2 separate regions of the Mus musculus genome follow, and region 1 is linked to region 2. The links are chromatin loops, found by intact Hi-C in ENCODE. Cell type or tissue: heart. All regions are shown on one strand. Each heading gives the region's core, and the rest is flanking DNA. Links, peaks and the distances in the headings are about the cores only.

What was found. A loop is a pair of places that touch in the nucleus more often than their neighbours do. Peaks named below come from ENCODE experiments on the same cell type or tissue, not always from the same donor. Only the 100,000 strongest peaks of a DNase experiment are listed, where the experiment ranks them.
Region 1: a loop joins it to region 2, with 3 times the contacts of the local background. A loop is called at or near these places in 3 of 42 quality-filtered maps.

What each region holds. Positions count from the first base shown.
Region 1 is chr6:91,618,453-91,630,123 of GRCm38, reverse strand. No RefSeq gene overlaps it. Among named protein-coding and RNA genes, the nearest start is that of Gm40387, 36 kb to the left of the region's middle. In heart, for the core only: no CTCF peak of the experiment used is centred there; a DNase peak (open chromatin) is centred at 9,713; H3K27ac peaks cover 1,011 bases.
Region 2 is chr6:91,673,739-91,685,409 of GRCm38, reverse strand. Gm40387 (a long non-coding RNA gene) reads right to left here. Exons shown (of 3, transcript XR_869270.2): 3 at 4,661-5,802. Gm30628 (a long non-coding RNA gene) reads left to right here and starts at 5,718. Exons shown (of 3, transcript XR_377873.3): 1 at 5,718-6,210. Slc6a6 (solute carrier family 6 (neurotransmitter transporter, taurine), member 6) reads right to left here and starts at 1,343. Exons shown (of 15, transcript NM_009320.4): 1 at 1,102-1,343. In heart, for the core only: CTCF peaks have their summits at 2,181 and 6,433; DNase peaks (open chromatin) are centred at 3,429 and 6,159; H3K4me3 peaks cover 333 bases; H3K27ac peaks cover 2,704 bases; H3K27me3 peaks cover 913 bases.

The DNA of each region.
Region 1 (11,671 bases), core at 2,483-10,482, 56 kb after region 2:
AGTTCTGGCTCAGAGGGAAGCCATTGACTTTCCAAGTTGAGGGCAGTGCTGGACTGGAACTCTGTGGGGACCCTACAATTCAGAACCTACCCCACCTGACCCCTAGCAGCAGCCAAGACATTCTAAACCAGCTATTCCTGTGGAGCCCAGCTGGTACTCATGGTTCTAGCCTCCTGGGGCCAGGCAGTTATGTAACACAGTTCCTGCTCACACAACAGGGAGACCACTCTGGCCTCCAACCCTATAGAACCCCTCACCTCTGAGTTTGCATACCCCCCAAGACAGGCTCACTACCTCTCATTTCTGGCCTTAATGTTGCTTTCCAGGATTCTATAGTAGAACTTCCCCAGAGTACTGCACAGCTGTCATTACCCAGGGTTAGGAATTAGACACAACTGAGCCAAGGGCTGTGCTGGATAGTTTTACGTCTACTTGATAAGAGCTAGAGTGTTACAAGATATTTGATCACACTCTGAACCCCATGATTGTGTTATTTATGGGAAAAAATAAAATCTGTTTCTAGTTGTACTGTGGTTCAACCCTTAGCAACCACCTTTAATTCATCTGGCTGGAATACAAATATACTCTTAGTACATACCTTTAATCCCAAACAATGAAGGTAAAATTTGTAGAAAGAAGAACCCATGTTTGCTGTGTGATTGAGTGGCAGACAAAGTGACGAATCAGAGAAAGATTTGACAGAATAGGGTATGCCCAACTCTCGCGAGAATAGAGAGTAAAGGGAGGCCATTCACAAGAGAGCAGTGCAGAAAGAAAGGAGGAGGCAGTTTCACTGGGACAGTGTTACAGAGACAGGTTGCAGAGAGAGAACAAGGCAGGCACAGGTGAAGACAGAACGAGCCAGAGAATGAGAAGGGGCCAGAAGATTTGAAGAGATTGCTAAAGTTAGAATGAGACCAAACAGAGCAATTGAGGAGAAACTGAGAGAAGACAGATTGAATCAGAGTCAGTTTGAAGAGGAGTTTGAGCCAGAACAGCTGAGTTGAACCAGCCGATGAGAGATCAGAAAGAACTAGGAATGGTGGACTTAATTCTGCAGCAAGTCTCAGAGGCTGAAAACATTCTAGGCCTATATTAGATTGTATGGAGGCTAGAAGCTTCCAGGACCAGGCTGAGGTTAGCCGACAGAGGTACTAAGCCTCTGGGACCACGATTACTTCAGGCAAATAAAAGATACGTTTTTCACTGGAGTCGTCGGAGAGGAGGGACGCTCAATTGAGAAACTGCATCCATAAGACCCAGCTTTGGCAGGCCTGTAGTGCATTTCCTCAATTAGTGATTGGTGGGGGAGGGTGTTTCGAGTGGTGCCGCCCCTGGACTGGTATTCCTGGGATCTACAAGAAAGCAGGCTAAGTATGCCAGAGGGAACAAGCCAGTAAGTAGCATCCCTCCATGGTCTCTGCATCAGCTCCTGCCTCCAGGTTCCTGCCCTATCTGAATTCTTCTAATGGTGTCTAAGTACTGCTTTTAATGATGAACAATTTGGAATTGTGAGTGAAATAAACCCTTTCCTCCCCAAGTTGCTTTTGGTCATGGTGTTTCATCACAGCAATAGCAACCCTAACTAGGACGAGGTCTACCCTCTCTTCTTCAGTTCCTGAGTTGTCCAGTGGGGTGAGGGAGGAGGTTTATCTGGAAGTGTGGCCGTCTATGTAAACCTCTTCAGATAGCGCCAGCCCCAGAGCAAGCGCTGTGTTAGTTGTTATGGTTCTTGCTGTGAGCATTATCAATCAACTTTCCTCCTGTGTCTCAGCCTCCTGGACTCTCAGAATCTTCCTTAAGACAGTGGGTGACTCACTGTGCCTGCCTGACAGGGTTCTGAGGCTCAGGACTCTTTGTACACAATAATGATTTCACAGCACCCCGCATAGAACCTATGCTCGTTGTCCTTACACTGGGGCCTGGGTCAGAAGGGAAGGGTCCAGTGTCCCTCTAAGGATGTGTGACTCTGGACATCTAGATTCTGACTGCTTGCCATGTGGACATAACAGGGACTCTGTAACTGGGTCTTTTCCATACTTTCTCAGGAGTGTCTTCCCACATCCCCTCAATGGCAGAGTAATGAAGAAGTCAGGGACCCTGCCGAGCTGTCTCCTGTCACTACAGACTTAGGCCCCAAGTAACAGAAGTGATGAGGCACTGAGCTCATCCCATGTTGAGAGTATGAAGCAATGCCAGATCAGGATAGAGAGGCTGGTTGTAAAGAGGAGACCAGGAAGGCTTCCTGGAGGAAAGGGATTGCACAGACACCCTGTGTGTCAGAGGCTTCCTGCGGTACAAGCACCCCAGTCTCCCCAAACAAGCCTGTGGGCATTTGGCAACATCTCAACTCCACAGTGGAAGCCCTCTGGTATCTGAGAGAGGGTATGTAAGTCTTAGCTGGGGACCCAGTGTTCAATGGTAGAGCACCTGGTTAGCATGTAGTTGGCCCTGGGTTCTGTCTCCAGCAAGGGATAAAACAAACAAACAAACAAACAAACAAACAAACAAACAGTGGAATTAGATAGGGCAGACAGACCCAGCCAAGCGTGTGTGTGGGGAGTGGGAAGCATGATCACCAGTGGAAAGAGGTCAGCATTTCTTGCTGTAGACAATTGTCGATCTGAGACAACTCTGCCTCTTTGTCTAGGTTGTGGGCCCCGGGCTGTGGTTGCTCAAGTCACTGTGGTCCCTGTATGGGCTCCACACATAACAGGAACCTCACCTACTGGTGGCCATTTAAAAAGATATCATGGGCAAAACTCTGTACTGGGTGTGGGGGTTCAAAATCAGGCCCACATTGTCTTTGTGGGAAGGGACAACAGGAGAACGATTAGCTATTTAAGCCAAGACCTAAAGGAGGCCTTGCTAGGTTCTTGGCATGAATGCTAGACTCAGAGTCAAGATGGCACTGGGGAGATCAGGGAGAAGGTGGTCAGTGAGCCACTGGATGATGGGCAGCCATAATAATCAGTGTAGAAACATTGAGTGTAGAGGTTTGGGCAGGCCTCCAGGAGATAGGAAGGTGTGGCAGAGATGCAGCAATGGGCCCTTGATCTAGAATACTCACCATGTCTCAGTGGAAGGAACTGAATTCTTCAGACAGATCCCCAGGAGAGTCTCATGGTGTTTCCAGGGATGAGGAGGCTTGACCTCACTGTGAGTCAGAGTAGCACTTTATCTCCCTTACTCTGGAGTCCCCAGGAGTCACGGGAATAACAACGCCCAAAGAACATCCAACTTGTTCCTGGAAGGAGATGCCTAGGATGCAAAGTAGGTCAGAGGCCATGGAGAACTAAGGAGTCCCGCTCAGTCCTAAAGGGTACAAGCTAAACCAAAATTCAGTTTGTGGTTGGTGCTAGGCATTATTGTGATGTGGTTTAGAGTCACTGTTGTCTCCATTATCAGATCATTAACGTACTTCCATTAACTGCAGATCTGCTTCCGGTTTAATTAAGATACTGAGGTATCTATTATAGTTTAAAGCTTTAGGCCTTTCACTGGGGCAAACTCTCAGCTAGCTTCTAACCTGGCTTCCCAGGACTGTGTTCCCTCCTCCCCCCTCACGTGGCTAGCTCTTTACCTCACTGCTCTGGTCTCCCTTTTGCTTCTTCCATGTTTTTTTCTATTCTCCCACATCCCTCCTGTCTCTCTGCCTGCCCGGAAGTCCTGCCCCCGTTTTTTCCTGGCCCAGCTATTGGCTCTCGGTTCTCGGCTCTTTATTATATTCAACAAGCAGTAAGACATTGCCTGGTCCATCTCTTTGGCTGCCTAGGGCCTTGGGGACTGCCTGACCTTCAACTTTTGGGCAGGTGTGGAAGGACAAGCATTTACAAATAGGAAGCCCAGTGATGGTCCATAGAAATGACAACACCAAAATCCAGACAGCACTTTGTTGTGTTTGTTGCACAGAATTAACACTTGAAAGTACAGAGACTTACCTTAATGCAATGTGAAGAAAAGCCACCCCAACAACCACTTCATCAGCACACATCTGCCTATAGCCAGTCCCTGGTATGCCTCCATCACATCCCTGAGAGTCACCTTGTCAGGTGGTTTCATTCTGTCCCTATCTATAGTCATTAAGGTGTTCTGGTAATAACCCAAGTGGGCTGTGATGGCACATGCCTGTGTGAGCTGGAGGCTAGTGTGGGCTACAGTATGACCTTGTGTCATAGTTTGGTTTTTATTATTGTAAAGAGACACCATGAGCAAGGCAACTCTTATAAAGGACAGTATTTAATTGGAGCTGGCTTACAGTTTCAGAGGTTCAGTCCATTATCATTATGGTGAGAAGCATGACATTGTGCAGGTAGACTTGGAGCTGGAGGAGCCAAGAGCTTTACATCTTGATCTGAATAAAGCCAGGAGGAGACGATCTTCTGCAGACAGCCAATAGGAGGCTCTCTTCTGTACTGGTTGGAGCTTGAGTATAGACCGTTAAAGCCCACCCCCATAGTGAAGAACTTTCTCCATTAAACCACACCCACTCCAACAAGGCCAAACCTCCTAATAGTGCCACTTCCCATAGGCCAAGCATATTCAAACCATCACGTTTAACTCCCTGGCCCCCATAGTCTTGTTCAAACATATAAGTTTATGAGGGCCATATCGAGCCATGGTATAATGCAAAATACACTTAGTCCAATTTCAAAAATCCTCATAGTCTATAGCAGTCTCAACAATGTCAAAAGTCCAAAGTTCAAAGTCTCTTCTGAGACTCATGCAATCACTTAACTGTAGTCTATAAAATCAAAATCAAAAAGCAGATAACATACTTCCAACACCATAGTGAAAAAATCAGTATTTCTAAAGCAAGACCGAAACTAGCTGGGCAAACTCCAAACTCTGCATCTCTATGCCTGATGTCACTCTTCAGCTCTCCAAATCCTTTGTTGACTACAACACATTTCTGTCTCTTGGACTGGTTCCAATCCTTGTTAGCAGATTTCCTCAGTAGGTATCCCATGGCTCTGGCATCTCTAACATCTTGGGATATCCAGGGCAACTTCAGTTTTACAGCTTCTTGTTCCAATGCCTGGGATCCACACATGATCTTCTGGGTTCCTCCAAAGGGCTTGGGTCATGTCTCTAGCTCTGCCCTCTGTAGCACTCTAGGCTCTGATCCACTCCATTCCACTGTTGCTGCTACTGTTCTTGATGGTCATCCCATGGTACTAGCATCTCCAATATGCTGGGGTCTTCTGCTGAAATTATGCTTCACCAATGGCCTCTCATAGGCTTTCTTCATAGTGCCAAACCTCAACTTCTTTGCATGATCCCTTCAGTCCTAAGCTGTCAACGGCAACTGAGACTGTACCTTCACCAATGACCCTTCATGCCTCTCACAATACCAAGCCTCAGCTGCTTTCTGTGACCCCTTCATACCTTCAAAACCAGTGTCACTTAGGTGATTCTTACACATTACCAAGTCCAGCTGTAGCACGAGGTACAACCTTGGCTATCTCTGGAACATAGTTTCTTTGTCCTCTCAGAAAACACTTCCCAGAAGATTTCACCTCAGTGATGCTGGCCTTTTCTTAATCATCGCTAATTTCTTAGCTTCAGCTAACTGGCATCAATTATCCCAGTAACCACTTCTACTCTTGACTCTAAAGTCAGAGCCATATGGCCACAGCTGCTGAGTTCTGCTGGCTCAGGACTGAAGGGATCATGCAAAGAAGTTAAGGTTTGGCACCATGAAGAGAGACTATGAGAGGCCATTGGTAAAGTATAATTTCAGCGGAAGATCCCAGACTGTAAAATTGAAGTTACCTTGGATATCCCAAGATTGCTGAACCTGGAACATGTCCTACTTCTTCGATTACATATTACCAACTTTCTGTTTTCCAATTTCTTCACTCCCTAAGCTTGGCTGCCTTGGAACTTGCTCTGTAGACTGACTTTGAAATCAGAGATCTGCATTCCTCTGTCTCCTAAGTGCTGGGATTAAAGACATGTAGTCAAGTTGACAATGGAGAATAACCATCACAATCTATCCTTTGTAAATTTGACAAATAGGCATATGTCCTTATGTCTAACTGAAAACAATAGTAAGGTCACAATAACACCTAATATGATACAACTATCCCTTGTTCAACTGCAAACGAATAATCAATAGGTTTAGCTAGGTGGGATCTTGCAATGAGGTCACCACTCCTTTAATTCCATTTAATATCCTTGAACACAGGGTTTAGATCCATTGTACTTTCTTTAATACTTGAACCATTCACTTTGTATTTTTCCTTTCTAAACTTGCTACGCTTGATCAAAATGTTCCTCTTAAGAGTGAACCACAGGACAAAGTCTAAACACCCTGTCTCAAAAAAAAAAAAATCTCTGTCATACATAAACATGCACAGCCATCTGAACTAGGAGTGTTAGTCGTGTTATGATGGCATTTGTCCCTGACCGTAAATTTGGATTTGAATGAGTGCAACTTGCCTTTTTGTTTGTTTGTTTGTTTGTTTGTTTGGTTTTTCCAGACAGGGTTTCTCTGTATAGCTCTGGATGCCCTGGAACTCTCTCTGTAGACCAGGCTAGACTTGAACTCAGAGATCTGTCTGCCTCTGCCTCACAAATGCTGGGATTAAAGACATGTGGCACCTGGCTGCAATTGTCCCTTTGGGATAGTAGTTTTTGTGTTCTGATCAAGAAATCATTAACTCCTTGTATGTGCGAACACACGTGTGTGTGCTGGGTTGTCCTCAGAGGCCAGAAGAGGGCATCAAAACTCCTGGAGCTGGTGTTAGAAGTAGTTGCAAGAAGGTATGTGGGTGCTGGGAATCAAACTTAGATCCTCTGGAAGAACCTTCAGTGTTCCTGACAGCTGAACATCACAATTTTTTTGTAGCCTAGACTGGCCTTGAACTCCTAAGTGCTGTGTTTTCAGGAGTGCACTGGAGTGTATGTGCCTGTGTGTGTTTTATTGTTTCTTCATTTGTTACAAGTTCTTCCCTGGGTCTGGAGAGATGGTTAAGAGCTCTGACTGATCCAGAAGAGGACTAGGTTCAGTTCCCAGAACCCACATGTTGGCTCACAACCATTTGTAAGTACAGTCTCAGGGTATCTAACACCTTCTTCTGACCTCTGCTGACTCCAGGCACATACATACATAGCCATACACACAGATAAAACACTCATGCCCATGTTTAAAAAATTAAAAAAAGTATGTAAAACAAAAGTTGTAAATCTTTTTAAAAGAGTGCTTTCTTTTCTCTTTCAGTTTACTCTCTTTCTCTCTCTCTACCCCTAGACCCCCCCAGTAGTCTGTAGCCTAGACTGGCCTAGAACTTACAATGTCATCTAGACTGACTCTGAACTTGTGTCAATCCTCCTGCCTCAGCATGCTGAATAAAGGGTTACATTTCTCCATTCTTTTGAATGTCTGCTTCATAGTTAACAAAAGGCTGCCACTCATTGCAAGTCCCGTGTTCAGTGCCAAGGAGGAAATGCAGTAGCTCCTTGGAGGTTACAGCCCAGTGTGAGCTGGCCAGCTGGCTGTGGCGACGAGATAAGGATGGTTTTTCAGAGGTGGAAGAAAGATTGATTAGAGCCAGTTGCCAAAACACAGGATGAATGAGGCCTTCCCAAGAGAGAATAAGATCCAGAGACCTTACTAGACCACAAGCTCAACCAGTATCAACAGTTGAGTATCTTTAGCTGGGTGGTGGGGGAGCATGCCTTTAATCCTAACCCTCAAGAGGCAAAGGCAGGAGGATCTTTGAGTCCAAGACCAACCTGGGCTACAGAGCTAGTTCCAGGACAACCAGGGCTACACAGAGAAATCCTATCTTGAAAAACCAACCAACCAACCAACCAACCAACCAACCAACCAACCAATCCCCACCCCAAAAATAACCAGTTACCTTAAGACCACCTCCCTTTGGGGCCTCTGCAGTTTATATGTAGTTTATTCTCCACTTAGAATAGAGAGAAGGGGTTCCCACATCTCTATCTGAGGTTCTCTGCTGTGCTCAGTTAGGAGTGTTTGGTTCATCTGTTGGTGAGGGACAGAGCAGACAGGGGAAATGGGGGTTGGGGTAGGAGCAGAGAGAGCCGGCCGTCTTGTGCTGTATGTAAAGTAGAGGATGGGTGGGTGTGCTTGAGTCCCTGGTAGAGCTGGGACCCTCCAATCTCTAGACCTCCATACCAAACACGAACGTTTGATCCTGACTGTAGCTCGTTGGCCATGTTCATGGATTTGCTTGGGGGTGGGGGCAGATTGCCTCAGACTTCTCCAAAGAGGCTTTGCACTGTGATATAAAACCATGGCTGCCATCCCTCCACCTGCAGTCCTCAGACTCTGTAGGGCACCTCTGTCTTGGCTTCTATGGCCAGTGGTCTGAGGTCCTGAAGGGGACCCCACCTTGGACCTCTTCAAGCTCATGGGTGGAGAGCTGGAGAAAGGCCCCAGGAATGTGCCACTAACCCTCAGCTCTGTCTGGAATTTCACAGTGACATTCAGAAGTCACTAAACTTAGCACCAGGACCTGTGGCCTCTGGGTAGCCCAGGCATGCCAGAGGTTAGGCATGAATTATGGTGAGCTGACAGGAAAGAATGGCATAGGCTATGGGGCTCTGAAGACCTATCGAACCCGGGTCAGCAGGCAAGGTCTGGAGAGGCAGTCCTGAACTACTGGGGCTTGTGGGATGTCCTTTTCTGTTCCCCGGTGCCCAGAGAAGCAGTCTCCTGCTGAAAGATCTTGGGGTGGGATGATTTTTGCTTGGTCACTTACTCCACAAATATTTACCTAGCATCTACTATACATCAGGAATCTGGTCCCTTGGAACACAGAGGACCAATTACCTGCAACAGTCTCATTCTCTGGAGTTTAGACCCCTCTGGGGGAGATACCTGGGTTGAGAGAAAGGCTGTGTGGGAGATGACAAGTGGAAGCAGGGGATCTTCCTGGAGCAGGAGGTGCCTGCTAAAGGCTTAAGAGGAAAGTTGGGGAACCCAGTTTGTAAGAGGGAGGAGGGTGTGACCTCCAGGGCAGGCCTAAGGTAGTCTGGGAAAAGAAGAGACATTCTCTGATGTCCAGTAGAGCTGCTTCCCTGGCTACAGTGGTGCCATTTTGACATTTTGCTTAGTTCTTGGAGACTAAGTTACTCAGAAGTAAGAGGCCATATTTGGGGATGGGACAGATTTGTGCTGGACAGATTTGGGCAAACTGGACAGGTTTGACTCCTCTTGATGTGTGATGCTGGCAAGCTAGACCACCTCTCTGATCCTTCATTTCTTTCTTCTGTAGAGAGGTGATTATTAGAACTTGCTGGGGTGGCAATGAGAAGAAAATTGGGATACCTACGTGAGAAGTTGGCTGCAGGACCTCAGGCCAAGCAGTTCCCTTACTAAGAGAGTGAGTCCCACAGGGCCTGCAGCCTGTCCTGAGTCATCTATGAGCACAGGCCCCACTCCAGCATCTCCACCCAGAGACTGGCCTGATGTGGCAATGCACCTGTTGGGCCAGGAGGCTTCAGTACAGCCCCTGATTTGTAAACTGGGAGGTGGCAAGGGCAGGGTGGCTTGGGTGCCAAGATGGAACAAACCATCCTGCCCTGTCCAGCTTCCTAGGGGACAAAGAGAAGGTCGTTCCATTGAGAGGAGCAGCTGTTGGTGACAGGGCCCAAGTGCTGGCCTGGTGCTCTCTCTCTCTCTCTCCCACGTGGGTGTGGCCCTGCAGGCTGCCAGCTCTGTGATGGACAGACTGGCTCTCTGTACCTTCCTCCTAAGGAGTGGCCCTCACCACTGCCCCACACTGCCAGGCTGTCTCATGAGCTGGCAGACTGGAATCCATGCTCCCAGAGACCCTCTGTTGTCCTACTGGATGCTCGCCTTTGGGGGATGGGGACACTGACTCCACATGCCTGGCATCTGCCTCTGTCACCAGGCTCCGGAAGTGCTGCCTGAGATTCGTCACACATTCCCGTAGGCCACTGCATCTTTATTTTTAGGATTTATTGAGCACTTCCATGTGGTCCAGGGTCGTCTCAAGTGTCCTCCTCTCCAGGCAACCTGGGTGGTTGATATCTCTTGGGATCATAGAGAGGGAGATAGACATTCAATGTGGCTGCCTGAGGCCGCAGGGCTGCAAGGGGTGGGTTAGGAATGGAATCTGTCCCTTGGCGCTTAAGCGCCCTGAAGTCAGGAAGGGCTCAAACCTGCCAGGTCCCTGTCTGGCAGAGGAGAAGACAGCTGGGTGGAAAGACAGTCACCAGCCAATAAGAGGCAGAGCCCAGGTTTGACCCACTCCTGTAAACTGAGTCTCCCGACTATGTAGAAAATCAGCGCAGCTGTCCTTAGGCCCAGGCAAACCTTGGCAAGGGATGGAACCTTGTGGGTGTCCCGACCTGGTTATCAGAGATGTTGTTGGCCAGGCTGCCCAGGGGCTACTTTCAAGCAAGTCCAAATGGGCACAGCCATCCCTTCTGCTCATTGTTGACTGTACTAACTGGCCAATCACAGCCCCATCTCCCTGGCCACAGGAATCTGCATAATCTAAATTAGGCTCACTGGTCCCAACACTGGATTTAAAAAAAAAAAAAAAAAAAAACAAAACCTAGGACTTGAAGGCCAAGTTCTGAGACCATAAACGGGAAACTCGGGCCAAAGGTAAAAATGTCTCCATGTTAGAAAATGCAATGAGAAAATACCTCCATTAAGGTTGCTTGCAGAGCATCTGGAATCCTAATGATTGAGAGGCTGACACCAGGGTGATGGCGAGTTCCAGGCCAGCCTAGGCTATGCAGGGAGACCCTGCCTCAGAGAAAGAGAAAGTAACATTCCTTTGTAAGTCCCAGTAAATCTGATCACTGATGGCTTAGTAAGTGAACTCACACTTTTCTCATATGGTCAGAGGTGAAAACAACATAACCACAGGCATTGCCGCGCTCAATGATGTCACGGGGTGGGTCTTGTGATTTCTTCCTTCCTCACAAGGCTCTAAGACAGCTGCCTGGGCTCCAGCCATCGTATCTACATTCAAGGGAGGACGAAAGAGAGGAGGCCTAGACCAACTGTGTTTGTCTTTGTTTTTAATGTAATTTTTTTCCCAAGGTTTACTTATTTTATTTTGTGTGTGAGTGTTTTGCACACATGTGTGCCCCCCCCCCAATGTGTGCCTGGTGCCCTTGGAAGTCAGAAGTCAATGGGCCCCCTGGAACTGGAGTTATGGATGGTCATGGCTCACTGTGTAAACTCAGATCTTCTGCAAGAGCAACAAGCATTCTTGACCAATGAGCCGTCTCTCTCTCTCTCTCTCTCTCTCTCTCTCTCTCTGTCATGAGAACAAAACAGTATATTCACAGCAAGATTGTGTGAAGTCACATTGTAATGTGTTTGAACTGTTTCTGGAACAGGAGAAATGTACAATCAATAGAGTTTTGTTTGTTTGTTTGTTTTATTTCCAGATTGCAGTTTCTCCTCCCTCCTTTCCTCCCAGCCCCTCCCCTACTTATCCCCCATGCACCCCTCCTTGATTTCTCTTCAGAACAGACCCAGCATCCCTGGATAGCAACCATTCAGAGCATATCAGGCTGCAGTAAGCCTGGGCACCTCTTTTCCTATTAAGGCTGGGCTAGTTTTATTTTAAATGTTATACAAAGCATTTTGTGGGTGTGTATGAATGCGCACATGTATGCCATGTCAGTTCTCTCCTTCCACTGTGGA
Region 2 (11,671 bases), core at 2,051-10,050:
CGCCTGGCCAGTCTTTGAGATGATTTATTTCCCCAGGCAGGAAATGGGGGCCCAGGCTGTCTCCCAAGCCTTTGGGGCTGGTCCTAGGGAAGGCAGGGATCTGGCAGAGGCCAGGCAGTGACCAAAATAGCCAGGTCGGTGGCCCTGCTGAGCACACGCCTCCCTTGCCGCCAGGCTACAGCCTAGGTTGAGGCTTTGGGACTGTAGGATCTGTTCCTGAGACTGGTTCCTTGTGTGGCTTCCCCAGTGGGAGCAGACCAGAACCTCCCACCCAAAAGAGGAACCCATAAAGTGAAGGGGAGCAGTCTAGAGGAAGATGTGTTCAGCTGGTGCTACCCATTGCCCCTGGCTGTCGTTTCGGGCCTCAGCCCTGCTACTCAAGCCTGGGAGCGACTGTCACACCTGCGTGCCACACCCAGGCAGCACCTGGAGCCATACCGCCCTTTTACCTCTCCTAAATACTACGAAGAACCAAAGATGTCCATTGGGCCCACTGGGCACAAGGGATGGCCTCTCGGGTACAGCTAGAAGACACTAGACTTGCCCCCAACCACAGATCCAGGGATCCAGGCACATTCGGGCACACACACGTGCACACGGCCAGGGTTCCGGAGACACAGCCACACGTACAGGTTCACATAGGCAAGATGTGTGTGTGTGTGTGTGTGTGTGTGTGTGTGTGTGTATCAGAAGACAGAGCCACACGGCCACACTACACTCAGGTAAGGCAGCCCCGGACATAGCCCTGGTCATATCACACACCCCGGGGCGCACATGTACACGGCTGCCTAGGGTGGAGAAACAGCCACTCTCAGAAACAGAGACATCCAGGGACAAGGAGGCACCCCGTGGGACACACACACACACACACACACACACACACACACACACACACCTGCCGCCGCACCAGCAGCCCCAGCCCCTTCGCCAGGGAAACAATAACTCCCTCTCCAGCAGAGCTGAACAGGAGACCCTCAGTCCCTCCCTCAGGGGTGAAGGGGATGAAAGAGCGCGGGGAGGCCAGACCCGCAGGGACCCGGTGAGGTGGCGGAGCGCGGCCCGGGGAGGGGGCTGCAGTCGCGGCCCACACGCCCTGGGTACCTGGGTGGCTAAGCCCACAGCGGATGGCCCGGGGCTGGCGAGGCTGGCGGGACTGGCGGCGATCGCGGCGTTGGCGGCTGGGCACGGGAGCTCGGCAGCAACCAGGTCCCGGAGCACGACGCTGGCGGCGGCGCGGAGGAAGCGGTAATTTATAAGCGGCTTCTCCCTGACCTCGCGTGTCTGTTGTCTGAACAGGCAGCTCTCCGCATCACCCATCCTGCTGGGTGGAAAAATACCAGCTTGGCCGGGCCTGGGCGGGGCCTAGGGAGGGGCCTGGTCTGTCGGCCACGCCCACACACGGGGCGCGCGCGCGCGCGCGCACACACACACACACACACACACACACACACACACACGCACGCACGCGCGCACGAGCTCGGACACACAAAGAGCCGGAGCTCGCCTCGTCGAGCGCGCGCACCCATCCTCATGCTCCATCCAAACGCTGGTGGCTAATGGCACTGCTCAGGCCTCTCATGCAGGCGATGAGGAGTTAGAGACCCAGACCCCTGGCTCATCTCCTGTCCTGATATTACCACACCACAACGCTCTCTAACACACCCACCTAGGTCTGTGGACGAGGCCTGTGGCTGCCGCAGCAGCTAGATCCCTACCAGAATCTGCTCCTCCCCCATTGCCCCGAGTCCTCTCAGGGCCAGTGTGCAGCTCTGCAAGCCTGGCTGAGCTGCCGTGGAAGTGATAATGGAGGCCAAGTCCCCCACCCCCACCCCCACCCCCACCCCTGGCCCACATGAGGCTGTGTTTTCGAAGCGCCCCGACTTCGTCGTGGCTGTGTGACATCAGGCAAGTTCCCCAGACCTTCTGTGTCTTAGTTTCCTCATCTGTAAAACGGAAATAAAAATAGTGGAACTCATCACTTCTGGCTGCTGGGAGGGTCCAAGGTTAACAGTGTAAAGAGTCTGAACAGGACACCAGGCACCTAGGAAGTGCCAAACGAGTGTCAGCAAATGTGACTATTTTTAAATGGAGATGGGGAGTGTGCCATTATTCTTGTCCTTATTTGAATGAGCATGTCCTCCATCTGATTGTACACACCCACAGCCTGGCTGAGCCTGAGGTGGCGCTGTGTGACCTTCAGTAAGGCCTTCCCCCTCTCTGCTTGCCCACTTCCTTTTCTTTCTTCTCCACTCTCTCTGCACATAAGTGTCAATTATGTAGCATGGCTATCCTGTCTCTTAAACTGGGAATGGTAGCCCCAGACCTGACCAGCCTGAATCCATTGTCCTAGGCTGGCATAAGACACCAAGAAGCAAAATAAGGTGGTGGTGTGACTCAAGCCTTTAATCCCAGCGCTGGGAGGCAGAGACAGGCAGATCTCTGAGTTCAAGGCCAATCTGGTTTACAGAGTGAGTTCCACTAAGGCTGCACAGAGAAAACCCGTCTTAAAAAAAAAAAATCCAGACTCACATTTCATTACCCACAGCACAAAGGGCTGAGACCAGGGGGTAGGTCAGAGAGTAGGAAAGTGGCTGTTTTGAACCCAGAGCAGACTTCAGGAAGCCCAGAGCCTTTGGGCAGACAGAAGGGTGGGGGTGGGGAACAGAGGAAGCAAGGGCTGTAAGGCTGCAAAAGCCTGCAGGCATGGTGTCACAGGACTCTACAAAGAGTCAGGGCAGGGGAGGCCACAGAGGCCTGGCAGGCCCAGGGATTCAATTCGGAAAGCCTGGGCAGGCCTGAGCCTAAGAATGATCGACACAGTATCACACAAGGGATGACTGGGAAGAATGGGAGGAGGTGGCTCAGGCCTTCATCAGTCTCCCCTTCTGTAATGTCAACTCGGTGAGATCTGGTCCTCGAACTCCCATCAAGTACACAAAGCATCACAGGCCTGGTGCACAGAAAGTGCTCAGCTACACTTGCATTTATTTATGTATGTGTATGTAAGTGTGTATGTATTATATTTTGAGATAGGGATGGCACTACATTGCCTGGCCTGGTCCCAAATTGTTGGGTTCCAAGTCACCTTCCTACTGCAGAGCCCTTGGGTAGCTGGGGTCATAGCTGAGTGACATCTGGGTCACTGCAACTACTATATTTATTTAGTTAGTTTCCTTTCTTCAGCATTTTCCCGGCTGGTAGAATTCACTTCATGTAAACAAGGCCAACCCGCCCCTCCCCAGAGCATCCCTGGGAGCTCAGCACTGCTAGTTCTCCCACTTTACAGAAGGGAAAACTGAGCCACAGAGAAAATAGCTGGCCTGGGGGACGCTTGGCCAGTGAGTCACAGGGCTGGAATCTAAACCTAGACCATCTGTTTGTTTCCAGGGGAGCTTTGGAAGAACCCAGCCCCAGGCTGTGGGTGCAGCAGATCAGTCAGGCATGGAGTATGAACTTAACATGTGAGAGGCCATGGACTGTCAGAGCGGTCAGAAGTCTCAAGCAGGGCAGCCTGAACTGAATCCAGCCCCAGATGTTCTGCTGCTTGGCCTGTGGTGGGCTCCATCCATCGTGATTTGAGTTCATTGCCAGGAATCAAAATTGATATATGAATGCATGTACCCTCACCTGCTCAGCTGCTTAGGCAAGATTGCCTAGCCTAGGAGTCTAGAGGTGGCCTGACAACATAGAGACACTGAGTCTCTTTAAAAAAAAATAATTTCAGGCTGTTGGGTGGTAGTGCATTCCTTTAATCCACTTGGGAGGTAGAGGCAGGTAGATCTCTTGAGTTCCAGGCTAGCCTGGTCTAGAGAGCAATTCCAGGACTACACAGAGAAACCTTGTTTCAAAAAACAAAAATAGATAATAATCATTATTAATAGTGTTATATAATAATTGTTATAATTATATGTTATAATATAATTATAAAATAATACTATATAATAATGATATTCTTATTACTGTTATTTTGATCTGGGCATGGTAGTATTCACCTTTAAACCTAGAGGGCAGAGGAAGGTGAATCTCTGTGAACTTAAGGTCATCCTGGTGACAGTGAATTTCGGAGTAGCCAGGACTACATAGTAAGAGCCTGTCTCAAATAATTTGCTCAAACACAATGGCACATACCTGTAATCCAAGCATCTAGGAGATAGAGGATGTGGAGTTCAAGTCCAGCCTTGGAGACAGAGAGTATGAGACCAGTCTTGGCTACACAAGACTCTGTGTCAAACAATTTAAAAATAAAATAAAATAAAATAAGTAGGGGGCCAGTGAGATAGAACAACAGAGCTCCAATTGCTCATGCAGAAGGCCAGAGTTTAGTTCCCAGGACCCACAGCAAGCAGCTCACAGTCACCTTTTAATTCCAGCCTCAAGGGATCTGATGCTTTCTTCTGGACTCTGAGAACACCTGAATGTACATACCTACATACACACACACAAACGCACACGCGCACACACACACACACACACACACACACAGGGGGGGGGGGGGCAGCAGACAGACAGACAGAGACAGAGAAACAGAGAGACAAACACAGAGACAGAGAGGCAGGCAGGCAGGCAGGCAGGCAGACAGTCAAGATAGACAGACAAAGAGACAGACACACAGAGAGAGTATTTAAAGGCTGGGGCAGGAGGGTTGGCTGAAGTTTAATAACATCCTGTCTCAAAAACAAACCAAGGAGGGCCAGCAAGGATGGCTCAGCAGGCAAAGGTAATTTCTGCAAAGGAGATCCAACCTGAGCTGCAGAACCTGTATGATAGAAGGAGAGAGCCAACTCTGACCTCTACATACATTGTGGTACCCACGTGCACATTAGTGAACGAACGAATGAATGAATGAATGTAAAAAAAAGTTTAAAAGAGGAAATTTTGGGTTCTCTTGAAAATTGTCAGAATGAGCCCCTTGCTCAGCCACAAATATCTAGCACTGAAGAGTACGCTCCCACGGTGGAACGAGACCCCTCCAGAGAGATATCATAGCACTCCTTGGTTTGTAAATGTCTCCATGTCACTAGCTGGTCCTGAAGGAGGCTTAGCTGAGACCCAGGCCAGAGATGGGAGCTGGAAGATTCAGAGAGAACTGTTGGGCACACAGGGCACCAAAACCATTGGCACTTAGAAGGTCCTTCAAGGAAAGGCAGGCAGAAGTTCCTTCCACGAGCCAATATTGGCTGACATTCCAATGGGACTAATTTCTCATTTCAGAAATGAGAAATCAATGTCCAGGCAGAGCTCCTGGGGAACGTGTGCAGGGTAATGCCCAGGTTCCAGGCTTTTGGTCCGTGGCTATTACTGCGTGCAGTGAATGGGATTTGTAAAATGCCACTGAGACTACATTATTCAGCAGCTCTCAGTAGTGACATCAAATCGATCAGGGCTTTGAACAAAACCTCCCGACCCTGCCAGAGAATCTCCTGCCCTATCTGTCAGGTCACCAAGAGTAGCCACAATGCCGAGGGAGGCACAGCACATGCTGGGCCATCTGGCTAGCTTTGGAAGTCCACTTGGCACCAACTCTGCAAAGGATCGAGGATCTTCTTGGCCAGCCTCATAGAATTCAGAGTACCATGCCCCAGTATAACCCTGAAGAGACAAACAGGGCTATTAGGCCGTGTGTGGGTGGTCCTCTTCTCAGTCACATCACTGTGTCCTAGAGATACTTCTTCAGTATGTTCATATGCCCAGCAATGTACCAGTGGTCACATCATAAAACCTGATCAGAATACCCTGGCTCTCAGGAATCTTCCTCTTGCCTGCTTGCAAATCCTAGATTCATCTATCCTTGGGCTGTGTGACCTACAATGAAGAACACAACAACTTTGTACTTCATTGTCCTAATCTATACAGGCAGACTAAACAAAACACCAGTGTGCACCCACCCCACCCCCGCCGTGTGGATCCAGTGGAGATGATTCATGGGAAGCGATGAATAGGGTCTCTGGCACAGTCCACCACTGGGCATGTGGAAGTGCTCCTCCTACCCATATGCCCCGGGTGCCTGGGGCCTTTCTACTTCTGAGCCTTCTCTCACAGTTTCTTCCCCCACCCAATGCATGTTGCCCACTAGCCAGCTGCAGCCTGAGACTCAGCCAAAGCTGGAGCCCCAAGCAGGAAGCACCCAAGAGGCTGGCTCCCTAGCAATGCCCAGCATGCGGCCAGCGCAGAGGATCATGGGAACCCATTGCCGGATGTGGTCTTGGGGAGGTAAGTCCCCGAGCCCCACTTCCTCCTCTCTCCGAGGGAGCAGACTGCTCCAGAGTCAGGGAGGGAATGCATCGAGGATAGAGGCAAAACTGTAGGGAAACCAGCAAGCAAGCGCACACTGCTGCGTGGCCAAGCCAGCTCCCTGGGGGTGACTGCAGGAGCCTCCTTCTTTCTGGTCTTCTCCTACCCTAGCCCATCGCCACTCCCCGCGAAGAACATAGGAGGGCACCACCGCCGTAGAAAACAGCTTGGCAGTTCTAGATAAGGTTAGAAATTTCTAGTCAGGCTGAACATTTGGCCTCTGAACTAACAACCCCACGCCCAGGTATTGCCGTGTGGAATTCTACCCCCTTGTGCAAGAATGAATGGCTGCACAATTCATGGCAGCTAAAAATGGAAACAGCCTGGTTGTATCAACAGGAAAATAGAAACTGAGTGATTGCAGCTCTAGCAAAAGGACTCCTGGGATGCGCAGAACCACGAGGGAGCTCTGAACACTCTGGGTGAAAGAAGCCAGACTCCCTGTGGTTTCATTTATATGGAAAAATCAAGACAGAATTGGAGAGCCAGGGCTACCTGAGGGGAAGGGAGAGGCAAAGCCCCTGGAGAACCCTGGGAAGGATGGGTTCTACAGCCTGACCCGACAAGGACACACAAGAGTCTATGTATGGACATCTGAATACTTTTTGCAGGGGTCAGTACCCAGGTCTTTGATTCTGTAGTCCCTACTCCCACCCTATTCTTTCTCTCAGCCAGCTATGGATCACAATATTTAGCCAAGGGGCTGGAGAGATGTTTCCATGGTTAAGAGAGAATATTGCTCTTGCAGAGAACCAGAGTTCAGCTCCCATGCCCACATCTAGGGACTCACGTGGATCTGTAACTACCTCCAGGTATCCTGGTACCCTCTTCTGGCCTCCCTAGCACCAAGCACATACCCACTCACAGACACACATATATATGCATACATTTCTTTTAAATCCTTAAAAACAAATGTTAAGCAAAGAAAAAAGGACTACCTTGGCCTGGGAATGTAGTTTAGTAGATAGAGTGCTTGCCCAAAACTCAAAAAACCCTGGGCTCAGTCCCCAACACTATATAAACTAGACTTAGTAGCAAGGAAAAATGCTATTGAACATATACAGAAAATGTCCTTGTTATTATTCTCTAAAACTGGTAGAATAACTGTTAATGCAGCATTTATAGTGTATCATGTTATTACAGTTATTATTTGCTGGCAATGCCTCCTAGAACCAAGGTCTGGCACAGGCTAGGCAAGTGCCCTGCAGGGAGACCTCCCACGGCTCATCGGCTCATCTAGAGCTGGCTTACGGTGTTTAAGAGAAGATGGTGAGGTTACAAAAATCACCACCTCATCACCACTATATTCAAACATTTATAGAGGGAAGGGGTGCCATGAAGCCTAAAGGCCTGGGTTCGATCCCTGACGCCCACATAAAAGTAGAAGGATAGAAAAGATTTTAACTTTTTCACACACACACACACACACACACACACACACACACACACACACACACACACACACACTCCTTCCTTCCTCTTCCCGGGCGCTCAGGACTCCTGGAACTCCTCTGCTTCAGAGCCTTTCTATCATGGCTCTCTATGCAGGGTATTTCCCCTCAACCCTTCTCAGATGACTCCTTTGGCCCTGGCTAACTAACACCCTTAGGTCTCAGCTCTTTGGTCTCCTACCTGGCTTTTCAGATAGCCCCCTGCCCATAGTCTTGAGTCTCCCAGGTCCCAGCCTGTGCCCTGTCTTCTTTTCAGTCTACCTTGAATACCCAGGTGATGATTTCCTATCCTTTGCCCACTGGCCTGTTTTTATATGTTCCCACCATTCTACTGCCTATTCCGTGTGGACAGGGCTAGTCTGTGGATGCAGCGCAGTATCCCGGAGCCTGCAGCAGGACCGGCCCACACTGCTCTTTGGATGGAGATACCGTGCCTGCAGCTGTGCCACACAAACTGCCCCATTTGTGTTCTGCAAGGAAGGGGCCAGTCTTCAGCACTATACATACAAGTCTGTCCACAGAACACCTCTCCCCATCCCCCTTATCTTCCTTGCAGGCCGCTGAATTCATGTCCTGAGCAGATCTTCAGAGGCCTCACTTTCTCTATATGTGGCAAGCTCCATTACCCAAGGTGGCCTAGTCTCACACCCTTCTCATGAGCTGAAATTGAAAAGGTGTCAATTACTCTCTAGGATTATTACTGTGGAGATTGGATCAAATCAGTTTGGGGTAGGGAAAGATTTCTTATTTCCTCTCTATCTTGGGGAACAGGAACACAGACCCATTCCAAGTGGCTTCTCAGGCCACTTGGATTCAGGGGTGCAGAAAGGGATACTCAGAGGCCCCAAGCCACTGGGATGCAAAGTAGAGAGTATCAGGCTCCACCCAAACATCCTGAGCCTGAAACTAGGGTGGATGTGGAGGGGCTGATCCCACTACTGAAACTCTTCAGGGGTTCCTCACTGCTCAAGTTTGAGAGCCACTGCTCTGGGAGTTAGACTGATTCTGCCTGCCTGCTTATCTGTCTGTCTGTCTTAATTTATGAGTATTTTGTCTATATACATATATTTGCACCATGTATGTACTTGGTGCTAAAGAGGGCACGAGGTCCCCTGAAACTGGACTTATAGGAGGTTGTGAGGCACAGTGTGGGTGCTAGAAATCAAATCCAGGTCCTCTGTAAGAGCAACAAGTACTCTTAATTCCCCCCCACCCGCCCCCAATCTCTCCAGGCCCTGGGCAGGTGCTCTTAGCCACATCGGCTCACAGCAGTACCACTTGGATAGTTTAAGAAACCCTGACACAGGGTTAGGATCGAGTGCAATGGCAGGGTGCTTGGATACCATCCTCAGAACCACAGAAGAAAGCCTGGTGCTAACTAGACGTGGTGGCACACATCTTTAATCCCAGCACTTGAGAGGCAGAGTCAGGAGGATCTCAACAAGTTCAAGGCCAGCCTGGTCTACATAGAGAGTTTCAGGATGCTGGACAGTGGTGGCGTATGCCTTTAATCCCAGCACTTGGGAGGCAGAGGCAGGTGGATTTCTGAGTTTGAGGCCAGCCTGGTCTACAGAGTGAGTTCCAGGACAGCCAGGGCTATACAGAGAAACCCTGTCTCAGAAAAACAAAAACAAAAACAAAAACAAAAACAAAAAAAAAACCAAAAAAACAAAGACAAACAAAAAGAAAAAAATTGAGAGTTCCAGGATAGTTAGGACTACAAAAAGAAAGTGTGTTTCAAAAAAGGAAGATATACACCAGGCATGGTAGTGCACACCTTTAATCCCAGCACTTAGGAGGCAGAGGCAGGCGGATTTCTGAGTTCAAAGCCAGCCTGGTCAAAGGAGTGAGTTCCAAGAGAGCCAGGACTACACAGAGAAACCCTTTCTCAAAAAAACCAAAAAACAACAACAGCAAAAAAAGCAAGACATATACAAATAAACAAATAAAAATAGAGAAAAAGAAATGCTGATGCTTGCTCCTCACCAGAAATTCCAGTTTAATGAAGGTGAAACATTTTAGACAAGATCTCATACAACCCAGGCTAACCTCAAACCCAGAGCAATCCTCCCCCACTGCCCCCGCCCCAGGTGCTGGGATTACAGGTACGAACCACCATGTTTGGTTTGCTTCATTGTTAAATAAGCTTTCCAAATGATGTGAATGGCTCATCAGGACTCAGAAGTCTTAGCCCACGGACGCTGGGCACCCTGTAACATCATAGCTGCCCAGACATACCCAGGCAGGCCCACTTCCTCTGCCTAATTCCTCCACATTCTTGCTGGAGCCTCTCTGAGGCTGCCTTCTTATATTTGGGTATTTCCCCTCCCTTCCTAAACACAACAATTCAAAATATTCCTAGCCTCCAGACAATAAACAAAGCGAGGGAGGCTGCTTTCCTCCTTGTGCCCACTTATGGCCTGATCCAAGGCCTCCCTGATTGGGTACTCAGGCCATTGGGACTGTCATCTGAGCCTGGGTGAAGTGGGCCAACTTTCACTGCTACAATCCCAGAGCCCCTCAACTCTTAAGTGACCCCAGGCACACCCCCAACACTACTTCCCAAAGGAAACAGACTCTGCAAGGGTGAGTTATTTATGCTAAGACGCATAGCAAGACTGATAAGGACCCTCTGGCTTGAGGCAGATGTGGGCTCTGAACTCACAGACAGCTGTAAGTCTTGGATCCTGTCCCTTGTCAGCTGTTACCTTAGACAAGAGACCAGCCTCAGGCTAAGCCTCTGAGCACTCGTTTGCAAATGAAGTTGGCTGCAGAACCTCAGATGAGATCACTGTGAAGGCCCGGGTCTGCATAAGATCAATGCTCAGAATTATTGCTGTCACTCTTGGATATTTTTGTCATGAGGGCAAAACTAGTAGTAATGAACAAAGACCCCAGGGGACGACAGTGAGATGAGGGGTGGGGGATGGGAGGTTTGATGCTTAGTGTGTATGTGTTTAATCCCAATGGTGGGAGAGACCAAGGACTCAGATGTTCTAAGTCAGCATCAGCTACATAGTAAGTTCGAAACATGCCTGGGATACATGAGACCCAGTTAATAAGAAAAGGAAGATGGTGTAAGGAGAAAAGTTGGGGAGAAGAAGAGGCAAGAATAAAAGGTCACCTAGGACGGAGCTAATGCATTCCTGGTGGCAGTAGTCCCCAGGAGTGACTTATATCTGCTCTTTCTCCTGCCTTAGTCAAGTTTTAATGCTATTTATAACCAGTTGGGGTCTGTCCTCCTCCACCACCCCATCCCGGGAATGGAGCCTGGGCCTTTGGTGAGCTAGGCAGCAAGGACTCTGCCACCAACCTCCGTCCGCACCTACTGAGAGCCTTTAAGCCTATTATTTTCTGCCTGTGTGTAGAAAGGCTGCGAGTTCTGCTTTTATCCCACACATAGAGGGGCCTTCATGTATCAGTGGTGCAGAAATGGGAGTGACACATGACATATACCACCCCAACACTGTACAGACCAGACAGGGATGCAGGGTAACTGGGTAAGCTCTGGACTGATCACTGGATATGTGATCAATGCATGGATGGCTCCCTGCACAGACATTGGTTTTCTCGCAAGTGGTCCAGCCAGACAAAGATGAAAATCTGAAGGTATCCCTTAGGCTAAGGTCTTCTGCCCAAGCACCACGCCTGGCAGAAATGTCCCCATTTTGCAACCCACCCAGCCTCCACCACCACTGGTTAGAACACTCAGAGCAATCTGTTAGTTTGGCCTTTGGAATTTATGACCCATATTCTGTGTGTCCAGCCACCAATGCACAAGGAAAGCACGGAAGAGCTGTTCTAATTGTGCTGTAACATGAGGACAGATCACCCAACCTTCCTGGGTCTGAATTTCTTGAGATGTAATGACAAAGTTGGGTGGGGGGTCCATGGGTACTCTAATCACTAGAATTAATTCCAGCTAATAA